Regions from separate parts of the Homo sapiens genome. Here region 2 is linked to region 1. The links are chromatin loops, found by intact Hi-C in ENCODE. Cell type or tissue: heart right ventricle. All regions are shown on one strand. Links, peaks and the distances in the headings refer to the core of each region. The heading gives the core; the rest is flanking DNA. Region 1 holds the start of LOC107987037 (a long non-coding RNA gene). Region 2 overlaps DENND1A (DENN domain containing 1A).

The links. Hi-C counts contacts between places; a loop is a spot of excess contacts. Peaks named below come from ENCODE experiments on the same cell type or tissue, not always from the same donor. Only the 100,000 strongest peaks of a DNase experiment are listed, where the experiment ranks them.
Region 2: it touches region 1 in a loop (3-fold over the local background); 32 of 110 quality-filtered maps call a loop at or near these places.

What each region holds. Positions count from the first base shown.
Region 1 is chr9:124,028,794-124,041,531 of GRCh38, forward strand. LHX2 (LIM homeobox 2) reads left to right here. Exons shown (of 5, transcript NM_004789.4): 5 at 3,627-4,508. The coding sequence ends at 3,914. It overlaps LOC107987037 (a long non-coding RNA gene), which reads left to right and starts at 6,855. Exons shown (of 3, transcript XR_001746580.2): 1 at 6,855-7,198. RefSeq lists enhancers at 1,237-2,024, 12,114-12,648, 12,649-12,738 and silencers at 12,261-12,470, 12,511-12,570. In heart right ventricle, for the core only: no CTCF peak of the experiment used is centred there; no DNase peak of the experiment used is centred there; H3K27me3 peaks cover 6,783 bases.
Region 2 is chr9:123,718,597-123,731,334 of GRCh38, forward strand. The region is part of intron 5 of DENND1A (DENN domain containing 1A); the gene reads right to left. Among named protein-coding and RNA genes, the nearest start is that of DENND1A, 210 kb to the right of the region's middle. RefSeq lists a silencer at 6,894-7,188. In heart right ventricle, for the core only: a CTCF peak has its summit at 6,009 (motif pointing right); no DNase peak of the experiment used is centred there.

The sequences.
Region 1 (12,738 bases), core at 3,104-11,103:
GACCCTCTCTGGTTTTTAAATCTATACAGTGAGGGCAGGCACGGTGGCTCATGCCTATAATCCCAGAACTTTGGGAGGCCAAGGTGGGCGGATCACCTGAGGTCAGGAGTTCAAGACCAGCCTGGCCAACATGGTGAAACTCCGTCTGTACTAAAAATACAAAAAAATTAGCCAGGCATGGTGGCGGGTGCCTGTAATCCCAGCCACTCAGGAGATTGAGGCAGGAGAGAATCACTTGAACCTGGGAGGCAGAGGTTGAAATGAGCTGAGATCGTGCCACTGCACTCCAGCCTGGGTGACAGAGCAAGACTCTGTCTCAAAAAATAATAATAATAATAATAATAGTCAATAAATAAATCTATAAAATGGGAATAATAATAGTCGAATCCACCTACTTGGCTTTTCATGGGAATAACCTGTGGCAGTGCATGCTGGAGGGTGGCATGGAGCCTGGCACATAGTAAAAGGTACATACATGTCAGCCATTCCTATGAATACATATTACTGATTCTTAATCTCTGCCAGTCTCTGCCATGCACCGGGGGACATGAAGATAGCATAGAAAGGGTCCCTGCTCCCATCAAACTCTCAGGAGTGGACTTTTTGAAATACCTGGGAGAGAATTCTAGTGAAGCCCTGACAACATGAAGAACAAACCCCACACAACCCCAGAGCAGCCGGGCTTTTAATGAAGTTGTTGAATTTTCATCTACCAGATTCCCAGTGCCTCAGCTCTGGAAAGCAGAGAAGGTAGTTGTGGACGATGGTGTCATTGTTTACAAGCCCACTGTTAGGGGCAACAGCCTGAGAAATAGCAAACAGCCGGCAACTAACCGGGTCCAGCCCTGCCCGAGGTCTTGGAGCCCCGGATGGATGAGCAAATGAGCACCCGGCAAAGCACCCTCAAACCCTCGACCCAGGCTCCCCGCTCCAGCTACTGCTCTGAGAGTCAGACGCACAGAGCACAGGCTGCTCAGGGGTCACACGCACACAGGCCAGGACAGTGGCAAGGCAGCGGCACCAAGGCTCCGGCCTTCTCCACCCCAATCTGCATGACTTTGGGGAAGTCACTTCCTCTCTCTGAGGGCCTCTGGGGGCTTCCCCATCCATTTTCTTTAGGCCACCAGGACACAGTCTCTCCCCTACAGATTTCTGCTGGCCGGGAAAGGGAAGGACCCCCCCACCCCAGGGAAAGCATGTCAAGGGTGGTCTGAGAAGCACTGTACTTATTTGCCAGCCCCCAGAAGGGGTGATGGGCTTTCTTTGGGCGGAGAGCCAGGGAAAATGTGCCTTCTTCCTGGGAAGATCCAGCACTGAGGAGGGAGCTTGGTTTCTCCACTTCACAGGGTCTGGATCTCCCACTTTACTCCAAGATTCTTGTGGATTTGCTTTTAATTGAGCCCAAATTGTGTTACGCCACCAGAAACGGGGGTTTGAGGCCACAGGCCCCTGCAGCCGGGGTGGTCCCAAGGGGTGCGTGGGGCCAGGAGTCAGCCCTCCCTCTCCTGCCAGAGACACTGGGAAGACAGGCAGATGCAGGACATCTGGAAATGCGCAACTGGACACCCCAGAATCTGCAGAGTGCCCTGAGGCCCTTTGTTTTATGGGGAGGCTTCTGGCGGGTGTTTTCCTCACGCAAAGGGAAGTGAAGGGGCCCTGCCTTTCAGGACTTTTTCCTTGGAAGGTTCAACCCCCCCAGAGTGGCCTGGATTTCCTAAGCCCCTCCCAAAGTACTTCGTGGACCTCTGGGTACAGCGGGTCCCTGTGTTTGTGCTGTTAGATGGGTGGTGGTACTTAGGTGCTGGCTGTGTAGATGAATTTCATTTTTCTTTTCTTTTTTTTTTTTTTTTTTTTTTGAGATGGAGTCTTGCTCTGTGGCCCAGGCTGGAGTGCAGTGGTGGGATCTTGGCTCACTGTATCCTCCGCCTCCCGGGTTCAAGCAGTTCTTCTGTCTCAGCCTCCCGAGTAGCTGAGGTTACAGGAGCGCACCATCACACCCAGCTAATTTTTTATATTTTTAGTAGAGATGGGGTTTCACCATGTTGGACAGGCTGGTCTCGAACTGCTGACCTCAAGTGATCCACCTGCCTCGGCCTCCCAAAGTGCTGGGATTACGGGCTTGAGCCACTGTGCCCGTCCTTAGATGAATTTCTGTGTGTCTTCCTGAATGCTTACAGGCGTGTGTGCAAAGATATGGGAGTGGACGCGTGTGTGTCTGTGCCCAAGGAAAAATGAAAGTAAACCCATGTTCTCTCACTGACATTCTTTTCAGACAGAGCTCAGCCCCAGCTCTGCGCCCCGCCGCACGTCCCTCATAAGTCGATACGGGATGCAGCAGGTCGGGAGAGAGACTCTGCGGGTTTCAACTTCCCTGGCCTCACTTTAATTTGGCTGCCGTTCCCACGCTGCCTACCTCCACCCACCTCCACCCTGAGACCTGACACCCAGTGGCCCAGGGTACCTGGTGGCTCCCCCAACCGATGATGGGGATAGGTTCCGTGTCTTTCACTTCCTCTTAGTAACTCATTATTATTGCCTGATTCTCATGTGTTCTTTATCGCATTCCCAGACTTACTGACCACAAAACATTTAAAACATTTTACCAACAAGAACTTGTGGGGTTTATTGTCTGCTGAAAGGCAACTGCCAAAAAAGGAAAAAGAAAAAAAAAAAAGGAATGTCTCAAAGAACCATTAGGAAAAGGATCAAGATTTGTCTGGTGTGTGTGTTTGGTGTGTCTGATAGAAATGCAACATGAGGCACACATTTAATTTTAAGTTTTAAATGTCCTAGTAGCCTCCTTGAAGAAATGAAGAGAGACAAGTAAAAGTAAAATTAATTTTAATAATGTATTTTGCTTAACTCAGTATAGCCAAACTATTAATCATTTCGACATGTAATCAATATAAAAATTATTGAGATATTCTACCTGCTTTTTTTTTCATATTCAGCCTTCAGATAGGTTGTGTGTTTTCACCTGCAGACTGGTTGAATTTGGGCTAATGCCATTTTAAGTGCTCAGCAGCCATACGTGGCTCGTGGCTGTGATATTCGGGAGTACAGCTCAGCTCTGGAACCACCTATCAGAAAGAGAAGCCCAGCCGTAGCCCATTAGATAGAGTGAAATTTTTGTTTTATTTTATTAAGAGCAAAATATTGGCCAGGTGCAGTGGCTCACATCTGTAATCCCAACGCTTTAGGAGGCTGAGGCAGGAGGGATCACTTGAAGCCTGGAGTTTGAGACCAGCCTGGTCAACATTGCAAGACCCCGTCTCTACAAAAAATAACTTAAAAAGTTAGCGGGGCCGGTGGTGCTCACCTATCTATAGCCCCAGCTACCCAGGAGGCTGAGGCGGGAGGATCGCTTGATCCCAGGAGTTAGAAGCTGCAGTGAGTCGAGATTGTGTCACTGCACTTCAGCCTGGGGGACCAAGCCAGACCCTGTCTGCAAACAAAAACAAAAACAAAAAAACCAAAAAAGCAAAATATTGCCAACCTGACTTTTTGGATCCTCTTGGCAAAACACAGATCAGCGTCCCCAGAGGCAGCAGAGCTCTGAGTGAAGCAGTCGGGGGGATGCTCTGCCTGCCTTCCGCTCACCAGCCCTTCCCTGTCGTCCCCCGCAGGTCTGGTTCCAGAACGCCCGAGCCAAGTTCAGGCGCAACCTCTTACGGCAGGAAAACACGGGCGTGGACAAGTCGACAGACGCGGCGCTGCAGACAGGGACGCCATCGGGCCCGGCCTCGGAGCTCTCCAACGCCTCGCTCAGCCCCTCCAGCACGCCCACCACCCTGACAGACTTGACTAGCCCCACCCTGCCAACTGTGACGTCCGTCTTAACTTCTGTGCCTGGCAACCTGGAGGGCCATGAGCCTCACAGCCCCTCACAAACGACTCTTACCAACCTTTTCTAATGACTCGCAACCCCTCACCCCACAATTTCTTTAAAAAAGAAATTATCTTTAGTTGAATTCCAAGTGTATTTTAAAATAGAGGCTTTGAGCAACTAACTAACCACATTTTAGGATCTCGCCTGGAAACAGAGGTAAAAAAAAGAAGTGTGCGCCCGGCTAATGCAGCGGTGTGGACCGAGGAACAACTTGGAAGATCTACCTGCAACACAACATTTGTGTCACTGTACAGTTTTGTGGACTGAGCGAGGAAAAACAACAAATAATTTAAGTTGGCTAGAGCTTCTGTATTTTCAAAGACTGCCACGTGCCTTAGGAATACTGTTTTATCTCCATACTTTGGATGACTTGTTCATTTTTCTCTCCCTCTTTTTCTCTGTATATTTATGACCAGAGCAAAAATGTAAAAAACAAAAAAAACAACAAAAAAAGTTTGTTACTTTGAATAGTCCTAAAAAGAAAAAAAGAAAAAAAAAAAAGGAAAAATCAAACCCCCTCCAACGGTCGCTTTGTTGTTTTAGAATTTTAAGGTGGAAGTCTGTTCGAATATCAGAATTTGTAAAATCTAACCAGTAATAAAACCACTTATTGAAACTACTTGGGGCTGCTGCCATTTGGTTGGGTGTGAAATTGACAGGACCTAAGAGTTTTACTGAGGCCCAGAGATCAATTCTAGGTCTTCACATATTCATCAGATATTCCTGGGGCTCCTGTCTTGTGCCAGGCTTTGGACGGATTACAGAGATGCCGAGACAAAGATCCAATTCCTGCTCTCAAGGAATCAGAATGGTGACACGGGACAGACAAAAGATATCTTAACAGGGTGTGATATGTGCTCAAGTGGAGGATATGCAACATCCCATTCATTCATTCATTCATTATTCATTCATTCATTCTTTCAAATATTTAATGAGCACACCCTGCCAGATGCTTGTGATGCAGAGGTCAGAGGCCCTTTTCTGCTCCTGGCTGGGCTGGAAAGAAGGCATGTCAGGCGATGAGGGAGGCCTCCTGAAAAACCTGCAGCTTTTCCCTACGAGGAGTGAACGCAGTTAACAAAGGGCAGCTTAAGCTCCAGTTTTCCTAATGACACAAAATTTCAAGATCGCTAGAGAGGGCAAAAGCAAATGAATTCTGTTCCTTTCCTAAAGTTTCAGGGAACCTCAGAAACCCAGAGAAAAGACACACCCAGAGAGGAGGGAGGGTTGGAGCCAGGCAGAATGAAGTTGGAATTCCTACTGTTGAGCAGGGTGAGCTGAAGGAAGTCATTTCACTTCATTGGGCGTCAGTTTCCTCAGCTATGAGCTGAAGATAATGAATGGCCCTTGCATGGCAGTTGTAGTGGGGGCAAAAGGTAAGATGTGTTGAAGAGCCCAGCAGAAGGCCTGACACAGAGTAGGGCTCGATGCATTGTAGTGAATGACAGACAGGTGATGTGAGGACTCTGTGGGTGGAGAGCAGGAATGTGTGTATCCAGGCACCCTCTGGCATTGCTGAATGCACCAAGCAGGTGTGGTGTCTGTCCCCCAGACTTCTGACACCCCTCATTTCTCACTCTGAGCCCTGCTTCGGAGTACTCTGCTACCAGTTTCATTGGATGTCAGCAGTTACCAACCCAAATGCCCCTGCAATGGCCCACCAACTTGATCATCCAGATGGAAAATCATGGCCACCTGGAGGAGGAAATAGCCAGGCAAGAGTGGGCAGAGGAACCATCCAGCCCAGGACTGGGGTCTCTCTCTCCTCCTCCCTCTGCCATCATTGTTGGGATAGGGTGGAGGGAGTGAGTGGGGCAGGAACGGGCTGAGTGTGCTTCAAGCCCAGACTCACTCACTTTCTGAAATGTTTTTTGAAAACCCCAAGCACATTGCGTGCGCGCGCGCGCACACACACACACACACACACAAACAAACAAAAAAACACTATTGTTATTGCTATAATGTCTGGCAAACAGTAGGAGCCCAATAAAATTTTTGTAAACTTTTATATTACATATACAGTGTACACAAGTCTGTAATAAACAGCCTGATTAATGTCTTTCAAATGAACACACCCATTTAACTACCACTCAAATCAAGGTATAGGACACTTTCAGCACCCAGAAGTCTCCCTTAAGGCCCCTTCCTTCAATCCCTCCCAAGATAGCTCCTATTTAAAAAAATCTGTTTTTGATCGATACATTTTTTGCTGAATGAATTCAGGAGGCTTAGCAAGATTAGCCTACTTACAGCTAGTGATGGAAGAGCCAAGCTTTGAGCCAGGTCTATGCCCTCAGATCCAAGGCTCTTACCCTCAAGCAGACACATGTTCATAGTTACCCACGCAAGCAAGAGGGTTAAGAACCTCAACTTTTCTACCTGCCCAATGGGGTCATGGAATCTGTCTCCCATTGATGACTCTGTGAGGGAATGCAATCAGAGGGCCTGGACTGCAGACAGACAGACACCATGACGCCAGTTACCCCCAGCAACTCATACGGGTGCCCACAGACACACATGCACGCATGCACGTTCTTGAGGCATTCATGGATAGATAGACCCACAGGCTAAGGTCCTCACACCCAGACAGCACCACACAACGTCACACACACACACAGATGCTCGCAGACAGACGTAAACAGGCCCAGATGCTCATCAATCCACCTAGACAGACACCCAGACCACCCCACACAGGGAGACCCGCTCATAAACCCGGGTGTGCACACATGCAGATGCTCACAGGCACCCAGACGCCCCCGCGTAGCCCGCTGTGCCCCTTGCTCAGGCACCAACAAAGCTGAGTCTGATTCCTATCTTGTCTGTCAGCACTGGCACCCAGTTGGAGAGGGCCCTGGAATGATGCCCGGGGGTCCCCCACCCCTGCATAAGAGCACGTTGAGGAGCCAGGGCTGCTGTTGGGCCAGGGGTGGGGACACCTTGGATGGGGCGTTGCTCTCCCCAGGCTCAGAGACTAAGACACACACAGACTTGGGAAGATAGGAACAGAGACAGGGACAGAGACAGAGATACAGAGGCAGAGAGAGAGAGAGAGAGAGACATAGGCAGAGAGAGAGGCAGAAAGGCAGTAGACAGGGAGAGAGAGGAAGGGAATAAAACAGCAACACAGAGAGTGATGAGGCAGAGACCCACAGGGATGGAGACAGAGACACGGGAGAGATGGTGAGACACAGAAAGATTGAGATTGAGAAGGAAGACTTGGTAAAGGGAGACCCTGGGACAGACTCAGAGGCTGAGAGAGACCAAGACTGAGAGACAGCAGAAGAAACAGAGATGGCTCCTGTGAGGCTGGTAAGGAGAGACACTGAGGGAGAGGGAGAGGTGAGCTCAAAAGCCAGACAGAGGCGGAGCACGGTGGCTCACGCCTGTAATCCCAGCGCTTTGGGAGGCCGAGGTGGGTGGATCACGAGGTCAAGAGATAGAGACCATCCTGGCCAACATGGTGAAACCCCATCTCTACTAAAAATACAAAAATTAGCTGGGCGTGGTGACATGTGCCTGTAGTCTCAGCTACTCGGGAGGCTGAGGCAGGAGAATCGCTTGAACCCAGGAGGCAGAGGTTGCAGTCAGCCGAGATCGCGCCACTGCACTCCGGCCTGGTGACAGAGCAAGAGTAGGTCTCAAAAAAAATAAATAAATAAAAGCCAGACAGGTAAATCAGCGGCAATTCAGACTGAGTGACAGCAGGTGAGGGGAGGCAGGTGCTGAGGCTGGTAGGCCAGCTCTGTCCACCATGATGGGAGGGAGGGAGACAGTACCATCGCCACAGCCACCTGCAGCTCTGGGGACCTATCCAAACCTCCCCGCATGCTGACTGCAGTGGGGATCGGGGGCCACCCAACCCTCTATGAATATGGAGAGACACCTTGTTCTTGAGACCCACACCCAGGCCTGGCATTAGGTGGTCTTCAGGGGCTGGGGTCTCCACCCTAGCCCTACCCCACCCTGCCAAGTCTCCCTTCCTCCAAGGTGGGCAGGTCTGGAGCACAGGGAAGAGACCTTCGCACTCTTCTCTGCTCTGAAAGTTTTGGCAAGATACTAAGCCACTCTGAATCTCAGTCTCATAATCTGTAAAATGGGACCAATGGTGTTCACTTGCAGGGTGCTGTGGGGATTCAGTGAAAGTCTATGTACCTGCTTTATTCATGGTGTGACTAACTCCCAGGGGGCCACAGTGATGGTGTGAGGAATTGTCTCAAAGTTGAAAGAGGAGATGGGTTGGGTTGGGCTCTTGAATGAACAGAAGGTGATCAGATGGAGAAGGGAGCCAGGGAGGATTCCTGACTGAGGAGCAGCCCAGGTCACAGGCAAGAGGATGTGCCGCAGGCTCATGAGTGGAGGGCAGTTTCCCGGGTGGGGATGTCCTGGAGAGGCTGGTGAAACTCAGCTCACAGGGGGCCTTATCTAAGGCTGGGGAACGTGATGAGGCCAGGGGCCTGGAGGTGCAGCAGGACTCCCCTGCTCTTCCTTGGGTGACAGGACCCCTCTCCTCCTTGTAGTTATGCTGGAGTCCCACGTGGCAGCACTGGCTTCCTGGAGAGCAGTGTTTGTTGCTGTGGGCTGCATGACCTGCTGGCAAGGATGGACAACTCCAGGCTACACCTGCCAGCCGCTGCCCCAGGGAGGGACATTGTGGGCTCTTTGGCTCCTGGGGACTCTGTGTGGTGTGACCTCGGCTCACTGCAACCTCCTCCTCCCAGGTTCAAGTAATTCTCCTGTCTCAGCCTCCCCAGTAGCTGGGATTACAGGCGTGTACCACCACACCTGGCTAATTTCTGTATTTTTAGTAGAGATGCAGTTCCACCATTTTGGCTGGGCTGGTCTCAAACTCCTGACCTCAAGTGATCTGCCTGCCTCGGCCTCCCAAAATGTTGGGATCACAGGCTTGAGCCACTGCACCCAGCCTGCCAGCAGGCCCTTTATACCTTCCTTTTTACTCTTTGTCCCTCCCTCTCTCCTCAACCCAGTGCTGGGCACCCGAGACTGGTGATGTGGAGATGATTTGGCCAACAGCCCTTCCCTCTGGCTCCCAGCCTCTCTGGGAGACAGGTACAATAGCCAGCTACTGTCCAGCAGGAAGGAAGCCTGGGAATTATGGGAGCCCAAGGTGGGAGAGTCTCATTCTGCAAGTGGTGAAAGTCCTGTGTAACACTCTGCAACTGGTGATGCGTTCTTACAGTTATTATCTCATTGAATCCTTGCCTCTAGGAGGCAGGGATGAGCACTTCGTTTCACACAGAAGGAAGCCAAGGAGAAGCCACTTGCCCAGGATCACACAGTTCAGGGGCCACAGAGACATTTCCATGGCAATTCAATTGAATTCAGCCAGCATGAGTCAATTCGTCCCTGGCGCCAGGCATGGTGGCTAGGGGTACCTAGGAAATTGCGATCCTTGCTAGGGGCTGGCAGATGCAGACCAGGTGCGAAGGCAGCTGGGACTAGGCATTCAAGAAGGCAAGGAGTCCAGAAGAGGCTGCCAATACAGACTGGTGGTTGGGGGTACTTTCTGAGTTGGAAGAGCAGGCAATTGACCTAGAAGTGTTTGAGTAGGGGGGAGGGACTTGGGGAGAGGGCAGAAGCACATGCTCAGGGTGTGGTATTTTTCCGCTAGTGAACAGCACCCATGTGGACAGGAGAAAGAGAATCACTGCTAATTCTTTGGAGCTGGAAGCAGCCTAGAAGAGCCTCTGGCCGGAGCTGCTCGTCAGAACCACTCCAGCGGCGTTTCCACATTCCCCTACTGGCTCGCCACCACTTCCTGGGGAGGAGCCCAGGCTGGTGTGTCTTATAAAAAACTTGTTATCATGGAAAATTTCAAACATATACAAAGTAAACAGAAGGGTACAATGAACCTCCATGTACTCCCTGCTCAGCTTCCAGTTATCAACATTCACTCAGTCTTTTTTTTTTTGAGACTTAGTCTAGCTCTGTCACCCAGGCTGGAGTGCAGTGGTGCGATCTTGGCTCACTGCAAGCTCTGCCTCCCGGGTTCAAGCGATTTTCCTGCCTCAGCCTCCCGAGTAGCTGGGGTTACAGGTGCCTGCCACCATGCCTGGCTATTTTTTTTTTGTATTTTTAGTAGAGACAGGGTTTCACTGTGTTGGCCAGGCTGGTCTCAAACTCCTGACCTTGTGATCCGCCCACCTCAGCCTCCCAAAGTCCTGGGATTACAGGCGTAAGCCACCGTGCCTGGCCAACATCCACTCACTCTTGTAACCTCTATACTCCACCCACTCCCTGGTTCCAACTTGATGATGATGATTGATGACAATGACCTGTGCATTTTTTAAAAGTCCCTCAGGGATTCGGACAGGCACATCCTTCATCTTAGGGATGATCAGGGTAAGCTCAAAGAGGGGAAGGGGCTTACATGTGGGCACCTAGCCGGGATGCAGCAGAGAGGGGGTTGTCTGGCTGAGGGACACTTAGTGAGTGCCAGGCCCTCTGCTGGGCAGTGGGGTCATGAGCGAATATGATGGTCCCTGTCTTCATGGAGCTCAGAATCTACCAAGGGAGACAAATGCCAAACAACCTCAAAAGTACTTACTGATGTTTGTGATGAGGCCTATGTGAGACCATGAGAGTGTATACACGGGCAAGGAAAAGGAGAGCTTCTTGGAGAAAATCATCAGTAAGAGACCAGCTAAGTGTATGGAAATTAACTCGCAAGTGGGAGGAGGGGAGAAAGGAGTAATAGAATGTGCAAAGGCCCTGAGGCTCAGAGGTCCACAGCACTAAAAGGTGGCCAGTGTGGCCGGAGCTCTCAGAGCAAGGGCCAAGGTGGTGGGAGGTGGGGCTGAGGACACAGCCAGGGGCTTTCCAGGCAGCATGTCTGGGCCTCAATTCCAAGAGCACCAGGAAGCTAGAAATGAAGGCAGGGGAGGAGGAGGCAGGGGGTGGATGTGAGGGGCCTCTTAAAGCTGCCAGGTAATGGGACATCTGGCTAGGTGGAGGCAGAGGGAATGGACCAGCTATGGGGGGAGGGAGAGCCAGGAGGGATCAGGATCATAACCAGGTGGATGCTGTGGCCCTTCACTGCAATGAGGAAAGTCATCAGGAAGAGGAAGGGGGAAGATGCTCGGGGATTTGTGGTTTAGATTTGCTGAGTTTTTGATGGCTTTGAGACATCCAAGTGCTGGCCTGGTCTTTCCCCTCAAGGGGCTCCCAGTCAGAAGGAGGAGGCATGAAAGGGACCTGGGACACTTACCCAGTGCTTCTCTTCTTTGAATTTCCCAGCTATCCTGAGTAAGAGTGTCCTCAAGCTGGCATTTGAGGCTTGGTCACAAGTTAGTCCCTGCCCACTTCTCTGGTGCAGGACTTGGGACCTACCTACCCATCTTTGGGCTTAAAGCCAGCCAGGTGCACCAAACTCACCAGTGCTTTGCACACTGGGTGGGCTCTCTGCCTGAGGGTCTTCTCAAAAACTCCTGCTCAAATGTCCCCTCCTCTCTGGAACCTTCTCTGCTGTCACTTCCACCCTTCTCACCATGCAGGGCTGGAGGGGGCAGGGGTGGATGTGAGGGGGCTCCTAAAGCCACCAGGTAATGGGACATCTGGCTAGGTGGAGGAAGAGGGAATAAACCAACTGTAGTTGTCTGTTCTCCCCGCATCCCTACCCCAACGCCAACAGGGCCACGTGGGGCTGGCCTGTGACTGCCCGGTTCAGTATGAATCTGTGGGTTCTTGTTTTGAAAGTATGTTATACTCTCTCTTTCCTGCTAGTGTAAGCTCCATGACTCAGCCTCTCCATCTTCATATTACTCCTGGCCCGGATGAGTCCCTCCTAAATAGTTCCTAAGTCCTGGAGAGGGTAAATGTTAGCATAAGCGTTCACTATGGTTGAGAGTCTAGTCCTTAGGGGTTCGGTGCTGGATTCTGTCCTGCCGCTTACTGCTGTGGGATCCTGGGCAAAGTACTGAACCTCTCTGAGCTTCCAGGATTTGTCGTCTGTATAACGGGGGTAGTGATGACACCTACTTCTTAGGGTTTCGTGAACGTTGAATGGTGTAACTCACGCAGCCATAGCGTTTAGCAGAGTGCCTGGCTCATCGCAGTGCTCAGTTCCTGGGAGCTGTTGCTATTTATTCAGCTCCGTCTTTCCATTCAGGCACCTCTAGCGTGCTTGCCCCTTGAAAAGAGGAGAGGGAGGGCTCCCACTCTGGGACGGCCGCAGTGGTTTTCAGAGCTTGGGGTGGGGGTGGGCTTGGGGCGGTTCCGGGCATGGGGGTGGCCGCGGGCCTGGAGCTGTAAGAGGAGGTCCCTGGGGACTGGGGAGAGGGGGGCGGAAGCCGGAGCCGAGGTCGGATCCGGCGAGGTGGGCAGAGCAGACATCCTGCGGGGGCGCCCCCAGCCCGGACCGAGGCACGGTCCCGGGGGAGCCGGCCCGGGCACCGCGGCCATCGGAGCTGGGACGCCGGGTCTGGGGCTGCAGAGCCGCCGCAGGGGCCGGACGAGGGCGCCCCCTGGCGGGGCACCGCGGCATCGCCCCGGGTCTCTCACTTCCTCAGCAGGCTGGGTGGGGTCTTCGCGGAGGAAATTCCCCTCAGGGAGGGGTGTCGGGGACTCCGGAGAGCTGTTTCGGGCTCCGGACGCTTTCCTGGGCTCCAAAACTGGGAGTGACGCTTTTGAGCCCTCACGTGTGCCGCGTACTGCATTAGGCAGATGGCAGCTCACGGCACAGGCATTGGCACGCGGTGGGTCCCCCAGGGTCCTCTTCTCCCTTAGCCTCATTCCTCGGGCTTCTGGGCAGGGGTGTTGGGCTCAAGCCTGAGAGGGTCCTCCGGTATGGAAGGGGTGAGGGTTGTGCAGCTCCAGACCGCCATCCTGGGTGC
Region 2 (12,738 bases), core at 1,859-9,858, 310 kb before region 1:
ATTGTATGCTTGCATTTTGTTACTCATATGAGATCCAGGTCCAGAAGAACACTGGAACGATTCTCTTCTGGACTCTCTTGGCTGCAGGAACATTAAGACTCATCAAAATTTGGGACTCAAACTGAACTGCCATTGGAACTACAGACTCTGTTGGGACAATGTTCTTTTCAAAGGCAAGCCCAGACAACAGTAACAAAGGACTACACCCAGAGTGTCCACAACTTGCTAAGCTCTGTACAAGTGGTAATATGGTTTGGCTGTGTCCTCACCCAAATCTCATTTTGAAATGTAGCTCCCATAATTCCCACATGTTGTGGGATGGACCCGGTGGGAGATAACTGAATCACAGGGGCAGTTTCCCCCATACTGTTCTCGTGGTAGTGAATAAGTCTCACGAGATCTGACAGTTTTATAAGGGGAAACCCCTTTTGCTTGGTTCTCATTCTCTCTCTTGCCTGCCGCCATGTAAGAAGTGCCTTTGACCTTCCACCATGATTGTGAGGCCTCCCCAGGCATGAGGAACTGTGAGTCCATTAAACCTCTTTTTCTTTAAAAATTACCCAGTCTCAGGTATGTCCTTATAGGCAGTGTGAAAATAGACTAACACAGTGGTTAACGTTATCCCAAGTTTTCGTAGCCCTGTAAGGTAGGAATTACGACTCCCATTTGATAAGCTAAGGCTCAGAGGTACCTTGCTCAGTATCACAAACACTGCTAATGTGCAGCTGAGCCAGGATTCAAACCCTGTTCTGACACCTGAGACTATCCTCTCCCCATTGCATTATGGCTGCCACTGCCGTGGATGACAATCACGAAGAGAACTGAACTGTCCGCCTGGGAGTGCTCTCTAGGTATCACACACAGAGCTGGCACTTAGACATCTATTATCTTGTTTAATCATCATCCTTGCAACGACTGAGACTCTGCTGCTATTATTAATCCTCGTTTTAAAGAGAGTGAATACCAGGCTCAGTTAAATCGCAGACTGAGTTGTCTTATCTGAAATGCCTGGGACCAGAAGTGTTAAAGGTTTTCAGATTTTTTTTTTTTAATTTTGAAGTATTTGCATATATAGAGCAAGATAATCCTGAGGATGGGACCCAAGTCTAAACATCAAATTCATTTATGTTTCATATACACCTCATAACACATAGCCTGAAGGTACTTCTATAGAATATTTTTTAATCATTTTGTGCAAGAAACAAAGTTTTGACTAAATTTTGATGGCAACCCATCACATAATGTCAGGTGTGGAATTTCCCACTTGTGGAGTCATGTCCCTCAAAAAGTTTCCAACTCTAGAACATTTCGGATTTTGAATTTTCAGATAAGGGATGCTCAACCTGTAGCAAATGAAGATAGCAATACTTGAACTCAAGTCTGTGGCTTCAAAGCCTGCTCTCCTTTCACCATGCCATGCTGCCTAAGTACCGACCACAAATCATAAAGGCTTGCTTTGATTTAATTTCCATACTGAAAATGGAAAATATACTCAATTACCCAGTTCCCTCCATGCCACAATAAGCAATTAAATACATGAGCTTTTCTTTCAAGAGTGAACCTTCTACATCTGAATGTAGCTCAACATCACCACGTATTCAAACAGGGAGGGCCCCTGAGAGCAGGTGTAACAGATTGGCAACCACCAGCTAAGTCTTGAAGATAACAACAGGGCAGCGGGAGTGAGGGATGACAGAAGAGGCAGCTGCCTCAGCCAGGGCTCCGAGGGAAAATGCTCTTATTCTTTAATGGAGGAGGGTCTGTGCATGCTGGGGGGCAAAAGGGGGGCCCCAAATGAACAAAGGTAAAGAGAAGAGGAAGAAAGATTGGTCCGAGACCAGTTAAAGTGTTCTCATTAATAGGCCTGCGACTTCAAATGTAATCAAAGTGGAGGACCCAGCTCAGCCTAGCAAAGGATCAGGAGATTTGCCCCTCTGATCCTTTCATTCACCAAAATACAATCTCTTTACTAGGCCCAGCAACTGGTACAGACACATGTTCACCCTTCTATCAGGGCTATTCAAAATACATGCAAACTCTTTTCAGACTAATCTTAGCAGAGTTAACTTTATCATTGCCAACACTGTCTCTTATGGGTTGGGCCATGATTATTTGCAGCTGATTCTTATCTATGGCAATTTCTGAAATCCAAGATTGACTTCCTGCTGCCATCCAGCATGCGTGGGCTGCCTCCATCTTGCTGGGAGTAAACACTTGGGGAACACAAACAACTCAAGGCTAGTTTAGGCAAAATGGAATTAGAAGAGTAAACCAGTCTTTACCTAAAAGAAATGGCATTCATGCATTCATTTATCAAACATCCCATGATCATTTAAAAAGCAGAATGCTAGGGAATTAGGTATGAAAAGCAGAACTTTCAGATTATAAATGATACTCCAAGTGTCTGACCCAGAACTGTCTTCAGCCTTAGAGTGCAAGCTCACCTGCTTGCTCACTTACTCTCCACACCCACTCTTCCCCTCCCTCTCTGCCCCAATGCAGATCCCCACAACTTCTCACTTCACCTGTAAGTGGTTCCTCTATGCTAGAGCCAAAATGATTTTCTAACACACAAATCTGATTATGTCATCCCTTTACTTAAGATTCTCCAAGTCATTCTTCACTGACTTCAGGATCAAGTCCAAAAGCCACCACATGACCTGTGAGGTCCTTGCTCTCTGGTCCTTCCAGCCTCATTTCCTGCCATTCTCCTCTGCTCCAGGCATACTGAATGCTCCACCACTCTGCAGAAGCACTGTGCTCCCTTGGTCCTGGGCCTCTGCCCGTGCTGTCCAACCTGCCTATCATGCTCTGCCTTCTCTCCCATTCCTGTCCCACCTCCCCATCCACCTGGGTAACATTCTTAGTTGCTCTTCAGGTTTCATCCCATTTCCCATCTCCACCAACAAAAGTGAGCTACCTCATGATATGGTTTGGCTGTGTCCCCACCCAAATCTCATTTTTAATTTTAACTCCCACAATTCCCATATGTCGTGGGAGCAACCCTGTGGGAGGTGATCAAATCATGGGGGCAGGTCTTTCCCATGCTGTTCTGATGATAATGAATCAGTCTCATGAGATCTAATGGCTATAAAAATGGGAGTTTCCCTGTACCAGCTGTCTTTACCTGCTTCCATCCATGTAAGACATGACTTACTCCTTCTTGCCTTCCACCATGATTGTGAGGCCTCCCCAGCCATATGGAACTGTAAGTCCATTAAACCTCTTTTTCTTCCCATTCTTGGGTATGTCTTTATCAGCAGTGTGAAAACAGACTAATACAGTAAATTGGTACCAGTAGAGTGGGGCATTGCTGAAAAGATACCCAAAAATGTGGAAGTGACTTTGGAACTGGGTAACAGGCAGAGACTGGAACAGTTTGGAGGGCTCAGAAGAAGACAGGAAAATGTGGAAAAGTTTGGAACTTCCTAGAGACTTGTTGAATGGCTTTGACAAAAATGCTGATCATGATATGAACAATAAGGTCCAGGATGAGGTGGTCTCAAAAGGAGATGAGGAACCTGCTGGGAACTGGAGCAAAAGTGACTCTTGTTATGTTTTAGCAAAGAGACTGGCAGCATTTTGCTCCTGCTTTAGAGATTTGTGGAACTTTGTACTTGAGAAAGATGATTTAGGGTATCCGGCAGAAGAAATTTCTAAGCAGCAAAGCATTCAAGAGGTGACTTGGGTGCTGTTAAAGGCATTCAGTTTTAAAAGGGAAATAAAACATAAAAGTTTGAAAAATTTGCAGCCTGACAATACAATAGAAAAGAAAATCCCATTTTGCTGAGGAGAAATTCAAGCCAGCTGCAGAAATTTGCATAAACGAGGAGCTGAACGTTAATCACCAAGACAATGGGGAAAATGTCTCCAAGGCATGTCAGAGACCTTTGCGACAGCTCCTTCCATCACAGGCCCGGAGGTTTAGGAGGAAAAAATGGTTTCATGGGCTGAGCCCTGGGTCCCTCTACTGGGTGCAGTCTAGGGACTTGGTGACCTGTGTCCCAGTCACTCCAGCTGTGACTACAAGGGTCCAAAGTACAGCTCAGGCTGTTGCTTCATAGGGTGGAAGCCCCAAGCCTTGGCAGCTTCCACATGGTATTAAGCCTGCAGGTGCAGAGAAGTCAAGAATTGAGGTTTGGAAACCTCTGCCTAGATTTCAGAGTATGTATGGAAATACCTGGATGCCCAGGCAGAAGTTTGCTGCAGGAGTGGGGGCCCTCATGGAGAACTTCTGCTAGGGCAGTGCAGAAGGGAAATGTGGGTTGGAGCTCCCACACAGAGTCCCTACTGAGGCACTGCCTAGTGGAGCTGTGAGAAAAGGGCCACCATCCTCCAGACCCCAGAATGGCAGATCCACTGACAGCTTGCACTGTGTGCCTAGAAAAAGCTGAAGATACTCAATACCAGCCCATGAAAGCAGCCAGGAGGGTGGCTGTACCCTGCAAAGCCACAGGGGCAGAGCTGCCCAAGACCATGGGAACCCACCTCTTGCATCAGCATGACCTGGATGTGAGACACGGAGTCAATGGAGATAATTTTGGAACTTTAGGATTTGACTGCCCTGCTGGATTGTAGACTTGCATGGGGCCTACAGCCCCTCTGTTTTGGCCAATTTCTCCCATTCAGAATGGCTGTATTTACCCAATTTCTGTACCCCCAGTGTATCCAGGAAGTAACTAACTTGCTTTTGATTTTACAGGTTCATAGGCAGAAGGGACTTGCCTTGTCTCACATGAGACTTTGGACTGTGGACTTTCGAGTTAATGATGAAATCAGTTAAGACTTTGGGGGACTGTTGGGAAGGCATGATTAGTTTTGAAATGTGAATACATGAGATTTGGGAGGGGCTGGGGTGGAATGATATGGTTTGGCTGCATTCCCACCCAAATCTCATCTTTAACTGTAACTCCCACAGTTCCCATGTGTCATGGGAGCAACCCTGTGGGAGGTAACTTATTCATGGGGGTGGTCTTTCCCATGCTGTTCTCGTGACAATGAATAAGTCTCATGAAATCTGATGGCCTTAAAAATGGGAGTTTCCCTGCACCAGCTCTATTTGCTTGCTGCCATCCATGTAAGATGTGATTTGCTCCCCCTTGCCTTCCGCCATGATTGTGAGGCCTCCCCAGCCACGCAGAACTGTAAATCCATTAAACCTCTTTTACTTCCCAGTCTCAGGTATATCTTTATCAGCAGTATGAAAACAGACTAATACACCTCCCTCAGGGCTTCATGCTTTTATACCCTTATCACATCAAGGTTTTTAGTCTGACCATCTCTCCTGCAAGGACATGTCATCTCTCTGACTCCAGTGTCAACTACATTGCTTGGTTCATAGTATAATGCAGTAGATGTTGACTAAACCAATATTTATTGAAGGAATGAATAGGTGATACCTAACACCCACCATATTCTAGTGTGATCTTTATTTGCTGCTCAGCTTGTTAAAGAAGAACATCCAAATTTCCCTCCCTTCTTCCCTTCCCTTCTCAAAGACACTGAACTAGTCTAACCTTTGTAGTCATAATGCTTGGTGCTCACTCCCATTCTTAGAGTCAACTGGGTTGCTCTAATTAACCTGCATTTCTCATCCTAACCCCAGACTTGGAAATTGAGAGCCACAATAGAAAAGAAGCACAACTCGTTGAGGGAGGCTGAAGGGAGGGAGCATCCAGGAGATCAAATCTGTGGAGCATCTAATCAGCTTCTAAAACCACACATACCTAAATTTCCTAATGAGACTTCAGCATGAATCTCAACCTTTAGAGGTACTGAAAAATAGACACACTGAATTCTCAATGTTGGCTCCAGGCCAAATCTGACTTCAACTTTGGCACAAAGAGTTAACCACCTGGAGTGAGGGGAAGGAGAGGGGAGGAGAAGAGAGAAATAAAAGACAGGACAGAGAAGCATAAAATTAAAAAAAAAAAAAAAGTCATTGAGCAGACTTCTGAAGAAAAGCTTGGTTGATTTAAAATGAAAGCTAGGATGCAGACAGGAGGTGGCAGCATGGACTTGAGGTCTGAGCATCAAAATGTCTGGCCAGGCCTCCCCAGCTTTCTCTTCAAGGCTGTGCCACAGAAGCCAAACCATAACCTCTCTGAGCACAGGTCATCTTCCAAAAAGGGAGAAGCAACTCGCCTTTCTTAGACTAAGAGATATTCTGAAAATAAAGACTAAGAAGAATAGCAATTCTCAAACGATTCAAGCTGTAAAAAACACAAATCATCCCCAAGTGCTTTGATAGCTGATAAAAAAATTTTCCAAATCTGAACTTCCATTCTAATTTTGACAAATATTCTAAATTGGCTTCTAATGATACAAAAATATGAGATGACTTTATTGCATACCATTTCAATCTGGCTCAAAACCATTAACAAATGCATCTTCAGGAAAATTCTTAGCAAGAGAAATTCAAAAGCAACTCTTACTCATTTTTGAAATCTGTTTCAATGAGTTCTAAATTTATAGTAAAACATCTCTGCAATTGTAACGCCATTCAGAGCACAATGACACCAATTATGCCCAAGCTTCACTAATTGTTAAAGCTTTAGATAAAGCTAAAAATTTAGAAGTTGGATATGAAACACTCTTGTGACCCTCATTATATTTTTCTCAAAAATGTTCAATATCAGTAGCAGAACTGTGAGTTAAATGCTAAAATTCAGTGACAGAGAAGGAATTTATGAAGCCTTTTAAAACACTTAAAAGCTGAATGGCTCAGGTCTTTGATGTGACTCAGTGCTTTGCAAACCAACTTGAGAAAAGTTTCCTTCTGTCCCGCATGCAAAGGCAGCTGCCCGGGACTACAGGTTCTAGAGTGTGATTTGGAAACATTTCAGCATCACACTCCCTATAATTCAAACCCTGTTTTGTGTCTGTCTTTATAGGTCATTGTTGGCCAGATGGAAAATATTAAGGAAAAGAGATTGCAACTAAACCAGTAGGCTGTGGTACACAGTTGCAAGGCCGCAGTTAACCACGAGCAGAACTGCAGGCAGGCTTTGCTTAGCTGCAAGCAAAGCTCTGGCGCATCCTCTGCCCAGCAGCAGGAGGGCCCCTGGCCAGCTGAGAGCAGTCACTGTGCCAAACAGACTGTACGGGCCTCACTGCTCGGATGCTTCCAGAGAAAGAAGGAGAATCGATGGGTTCCTTTGTAAACAACTTCTTGTGCTTTCGGGCTGTGACCGACTTCAAAGGTGGCATAACTTAATTCTGTCACAAATTATGCCATGGAAATCTTGAGGAAGATATCTTCCTGAGGAAATACCTACGTGGCCCCTTATAAACTAAATTCTAACAGGTAAACAACAAACAACAAAAGAAAAACACGTTCAGCTTTTAGTAAGTAAGAAAAACTGCACAACCTAATATAATTTCTACTCACGACTTAAACCAGTTTTTAGTAAAATCTTACTGGGCATTAGTGAATGCAGACCTTAAATATCAAAGTTTGTGTTGCACTATGATACGACTTTATACATCCATCTCTATTAATGGGACCTGACTCACAGCATTGATTTCCCTCTCAAATATTTGTTGAATAAAATGTGTTAATTTTTAATAATGGGCAACCTTTATTAATGGCCTAGTCTGCAACAAGTGTTCTTCTCAGGACTTTACATGTATTTCATTTTCAGAAGAAGTCATTTTTACGAAGAAAAGCTCTCATTTGTAAAGGATGTAAGGTAGGCATTAGCATCATTATTCCCTTGACACAAAAGCCCCTCAGATAATTCAATAATAACGTGTCTCACATTGAATCCAAGCCTGACTATGAATCCAGATTCTTCCACCACACTCCATGCTGCCTCTCCCTATCACACGAACATACTTTAGCCATTCCAAAAATGACCATTTCCGAAATGCACCAGACCATGAAGTCCTTGAGGACAGGGATAGTGCTTTATTCACAGCTGAATCCCCAGTACACAGCACAGAGCATTAAAAAATGAATGAAGAGAATAGAGGGAGGAGCCTCTGGCTTTTACCAGTTGCTCACACACAAGCACCCACAATAGGTAGTGTGAAATTTGCTCCCTGGTATCATAGAAGAGGTATACAGTACTTGGGTAATTCTTAATAATGGTGAAAAAAACAGCAAGTGAAGAAAAGATCTTAAATATGGATTTTTAGCCTATGATCCAGAGACCACAGAAGGGGTTCTGTGAAAACCTATAATGTCTATAGAACTTTTTAAGGAAACCCACATAAACATTTTTTTGGAGACAGTTCCTGGAGCTTTCAGCAGACTTGCAAAGGTATCCTATCCTCCCAAAAAGTTTGCCTTCTAAGAGTCTTCTCCAATTTTATTGTCATGGGGCTGAGTGGGAAAGGCCAGGGACTCTGTGGTAGAGGGCTTATGTTCAAGTCATGTCCTCCAGGCAGTCATAGAACCTTGGTCAGGTGACTCTGAAGCTCAGTGTTGTCACGTGTAATTTACCCAGTTGTCACAAGATCTAAACGGGATGATCAGCATTAAAGTATTCAACACAATACCTTCTCTCTACTTGGCTAGTGTGTAAGGTATACAACAATAAAACATGAACAGGAGATGGTACAGAACCACTGAAGGAAATATAATGAGAGTACCAGCTGCTCTTCTTTTCCCAGAAAATGTTTTCTTGTTTAGTCATCTAAGAGAAAAGAGCCAGAAAACATCCACTTTTCCTGGAATGCCTACTACAGAGCCTCATTTATATCAAGCTAAAAGTTAATATCCATACTTCAAACTAGATTTTCTGAAGTAAAAGAAATTAAATGATATTCTCATAGGCAAAACAAAAGAAATTCTAAAACACCTATGACACTCAAGGAAAGAAACATGGATTCTGTCTCAAATCTAACCCACCTATCCAGAGAACAGCACTTTTCCGATCCTCCAGATGTATCCTTTGAAGCTACTTGCTTTGACATCATAATTACAAAATGGTGCAAGGGCTGTGAAATCATAAACAGATGATGACTCAAAGGACAAACATCAAGAAACAATCTTTTACTTGCTAAAGACCTTAAATGATAGGAAAACACCTTCAGAAAGCCAAGAATGAAAGTAATAAAAACTTAGTATTTAATTATTAGCTGTACCATTCATATTAGCACCAATAAGGGAAAGAAAAAAAAAAGGGAATAAATATTTAGGTATAAATCTAACAATACAGGTGTAGGAACTGTATGCCAAAAACCACAAAACACCAAAGAAAGAAATCAAAGAATCCCTAAATAGGCCAGGCGTGGTGGCTCATGCCTGTAATCCCAGCACTTTGGGAGGCTGAGGCAGGCAGATCATGAGGTCAGGAGATCGAGACCATCCTGGCTAACACAGTGAAACCCCATCTCTACTAAAAATACAAAATATTAGCCAGGCATTGTGGCAGGCTCCTGTAGTCCCAGTTACTCGGGAGGCTGAGGCAGGAGAATGGCATGAACCCAGAAGGCGGAGCTTGCAGTGAGCCAAGATCGCACCACTGCACTCCAGCCTGGGCAACAGAGTGAGACTCTGTCTCAAAAAAAAAAAAAGAATCCCTAAGTAGATGGAGAGATGTACTATGTTCATGGACTGAAAGACCCAAATATTGTAAAAAGGTTATCTTTGCAGCTGGGCGCAGTGGCTCACACCTGTAATCCCAGCACTTTGGGAGGCCAAGGCGGGCAGACAACCTGAGGTCAGGAGTGAGAGACTAGTCTGACCAACATGGAGAAACCCTGTCTCTACTAAAAATACAAAATTAGCCAGGCGTGGTGGCACATGCCTGTAATCCCAGCTACTCAGGAGGCTGAGGCAGGAGAACTGCTTGAACCCAGGAGGCAGAGGTTACAGTGAGCCGAGATCGTGCCATTGCACTCCTGCCTGGGCAACAATTGCAAAACTCTGTCTCCCAAAAAAAAAAAAAAAAAAAAAAAAAAAAAAACAGGCATCAGTCATCTTTACCCAAGTCATTTTATACATTCAATCCAATGTCAAACCAAATCACAGTGGGATTTTCTATAGCTATTAAAGGTCAAGAAACTAGAAGAGCAAAATTTATGTGGAAAAGCAAAGAAACTAGAATAGCTAAGACTATTTTAAAAATGAAAAACACAGCTGGAAGATTAATGCTATCTGATTTGAAGAATTACTATGATGCCACGATTAAGACAGTATAGTATTGATAGATACATAGATGCTACATCAGCATAATCCTGATACCAAAACCTGGCAGAGACACAACAAAAAAAGGAAATTTCAGGCCAATATCGCTGATGAACATCGATGCGAAAATCCTCAATAAAATACTGGCAAACCAAATCCAGCAGCACATTAAAAAGCTTATCCACCACGATCAAGTCAGCTTCATCCCTGGGATGCAAGGCTGGTTCAACATACACAAATCAATAAACGTAATCCATCACATAAACAGAACCAATGACAAAATCCACATGATTATCTTAACAGATGCAGAAAAGGCCTTCAACAAATTCAACCCCCCTACATGCTAAAAACACTCAATAAACTAGATATTGATGGAATGTATCTCAAAATAATAAGAGCTATTACAAACCCACAGCCACTATCATGCTGAATGGGCAAAAACTGGAAGCATTCCCTTTGAAAACCAGCACAAGGACAATGATGCCCCCCTCACCACTCCTATTCAACACAGTATTGGAAGTTCCGGCCAGGGCAATCAGGCAAAAGAAAGAAATAAAGGGCATTCAAATAGGAAGAGAGGAAATCAAATTATCTCTGTTTGCAGATGACATGATTGTATATTTAGAAAATCACATCGTCTCAGCTCAAAATCTCCTTAAGCTGATAAGCAACTTCAGCAAAGTCTCAGGATACAAAATCCACATGCAAAAACAAGCATTCCTATATACCAATAATGGACAAACAGAGAGCCAAATCATGAGTGAACTCCCATTCACAATTGCTACAAAGAGAATAAAATACCTAGGAATACAACTTACAAGGGATGTGAAGGACCTCTTCAAGGAGAACTACAAACCACTGCTCAAGGAAATAAGAGAGGACACAAACAAATGGAAGAACATTCCATCCTCATGGATAGAAGAATCAGTATCATGAAAATAGCCATACTGCCCAGAGTAATGTATAGATTTAATGCTATCCCTATCAAGCTACCACTGACTTTTTTCACAGAATTAGAAAAAACTACTTTAAATTTCACATGGAACCAAAAAAGAGCCTGCATAGCCAAGACAATCCTAAGCAAAAAGAACAAAGCTGGAGGGATCGCACTACCTGACTTCAAACTATACTATAAGGCTGCAGTAACCAAAACAGCATGGTACTGATACCAAAACAGATATATAGACCAAGGGAACAGAACAGAGGCCTTAGAAATCATGCCACACATCTACAACCAACTGATCTTTGAAAAACCTGAGAAAAACAAGCAATGGGAAAAGGATTCCCTATTTAATAAATGGTGTTGTGAAAACTGGCTAGCCATATGAGGAAACTAAAACTGGACCCCTTCCTTACACCTTAAACAAAAATTAACTCGAGATGGATTAAAGACTTAAATGTAAGACCTAAAACCACAAAAATCCTAGAATAAAGTCTAGACAATACCATTCAGGACATAGGCATGGGCAAAGACTTCATGACTAAAACAACAAAAGCAATGGCAACAAAAGCCAAAATTGGCAAATGGGATCTAATTAAACTAAAGAGCTTCTGCACAGCAAAAGAGACTATCATCAGAGTGAACAGGCAACCTACAGAATGGGAGAAAATTTTTGCAATCTATCCATCTGACAAAGGGCTAATATCCAGAATATATAGAGAACTTAAATTTACAAGAAAAAAAACAAACAACCCCATCAAAAAGAGGGCAAAGGATATGAACAGACACTTTTCAAAAGAAGACATTTATACAGCCAACAAACATATGAAAAAAAGCTCAACATCACTGGCCATCAGAGAAATGCAAATCAAAACGACAATGAGATACCATCTCACCCCAGTTAGAATGGCAATCATTAAAAAGTCAGGAAACAACAGATGCAGGAGAGGATGTGTAGAAGTAGGAACGCTTTTACTCTGTTGGTGGGAGTGTAAATGAGTTCAACCATTGTGGAAGACAGTGTGGCGATTCCTCAAGGATCTAGAACCAGAAATACCATTTGACCCAGCAATCCCATTACTGGTTATATACCCAAAGGATTATAAATCATTCTACTATAAAGACACATGCACACATATATTTATTGCGGCACTGCTCACAACAGCAAAGACTTGGAACCAACCCAAATGCCCATGAATGATAGACTGGATAAAGAAAATGTGGCACATAAACACCATGGAATACTATGCAGCCATAAAAAAAAGATGAGTTCATGTTCTTTGCAGCGACATGGATGAAGCTGGAAACCATCATTCTCGGCAAACTAACACACAAACAGAAAACCAAACACTGCATGTTTTCACTCATAAGTGGGGGTTGAACAGTGAGAACACATGGACACGGAGGGGAACATCACACACCGGGGTCTGTTGTGGGGGTGGGGAGCTAGGGGAGGAATAGCATTAGGAGAAATACCTAATGTAGATGACGGGTTGATGGGTGCAGCAAACCACCATGGCACGTGTATACCTATGTAACAAACCTGCACGTTCTGCACATGTATCCCAGAACTTAAAGTATAATTTAAAAAAAAATTTTTAATGAAAAACACAGCTGGAAGATTAATGCTATCTGATTTCAAGACTTACTGTGAAGCCACAAT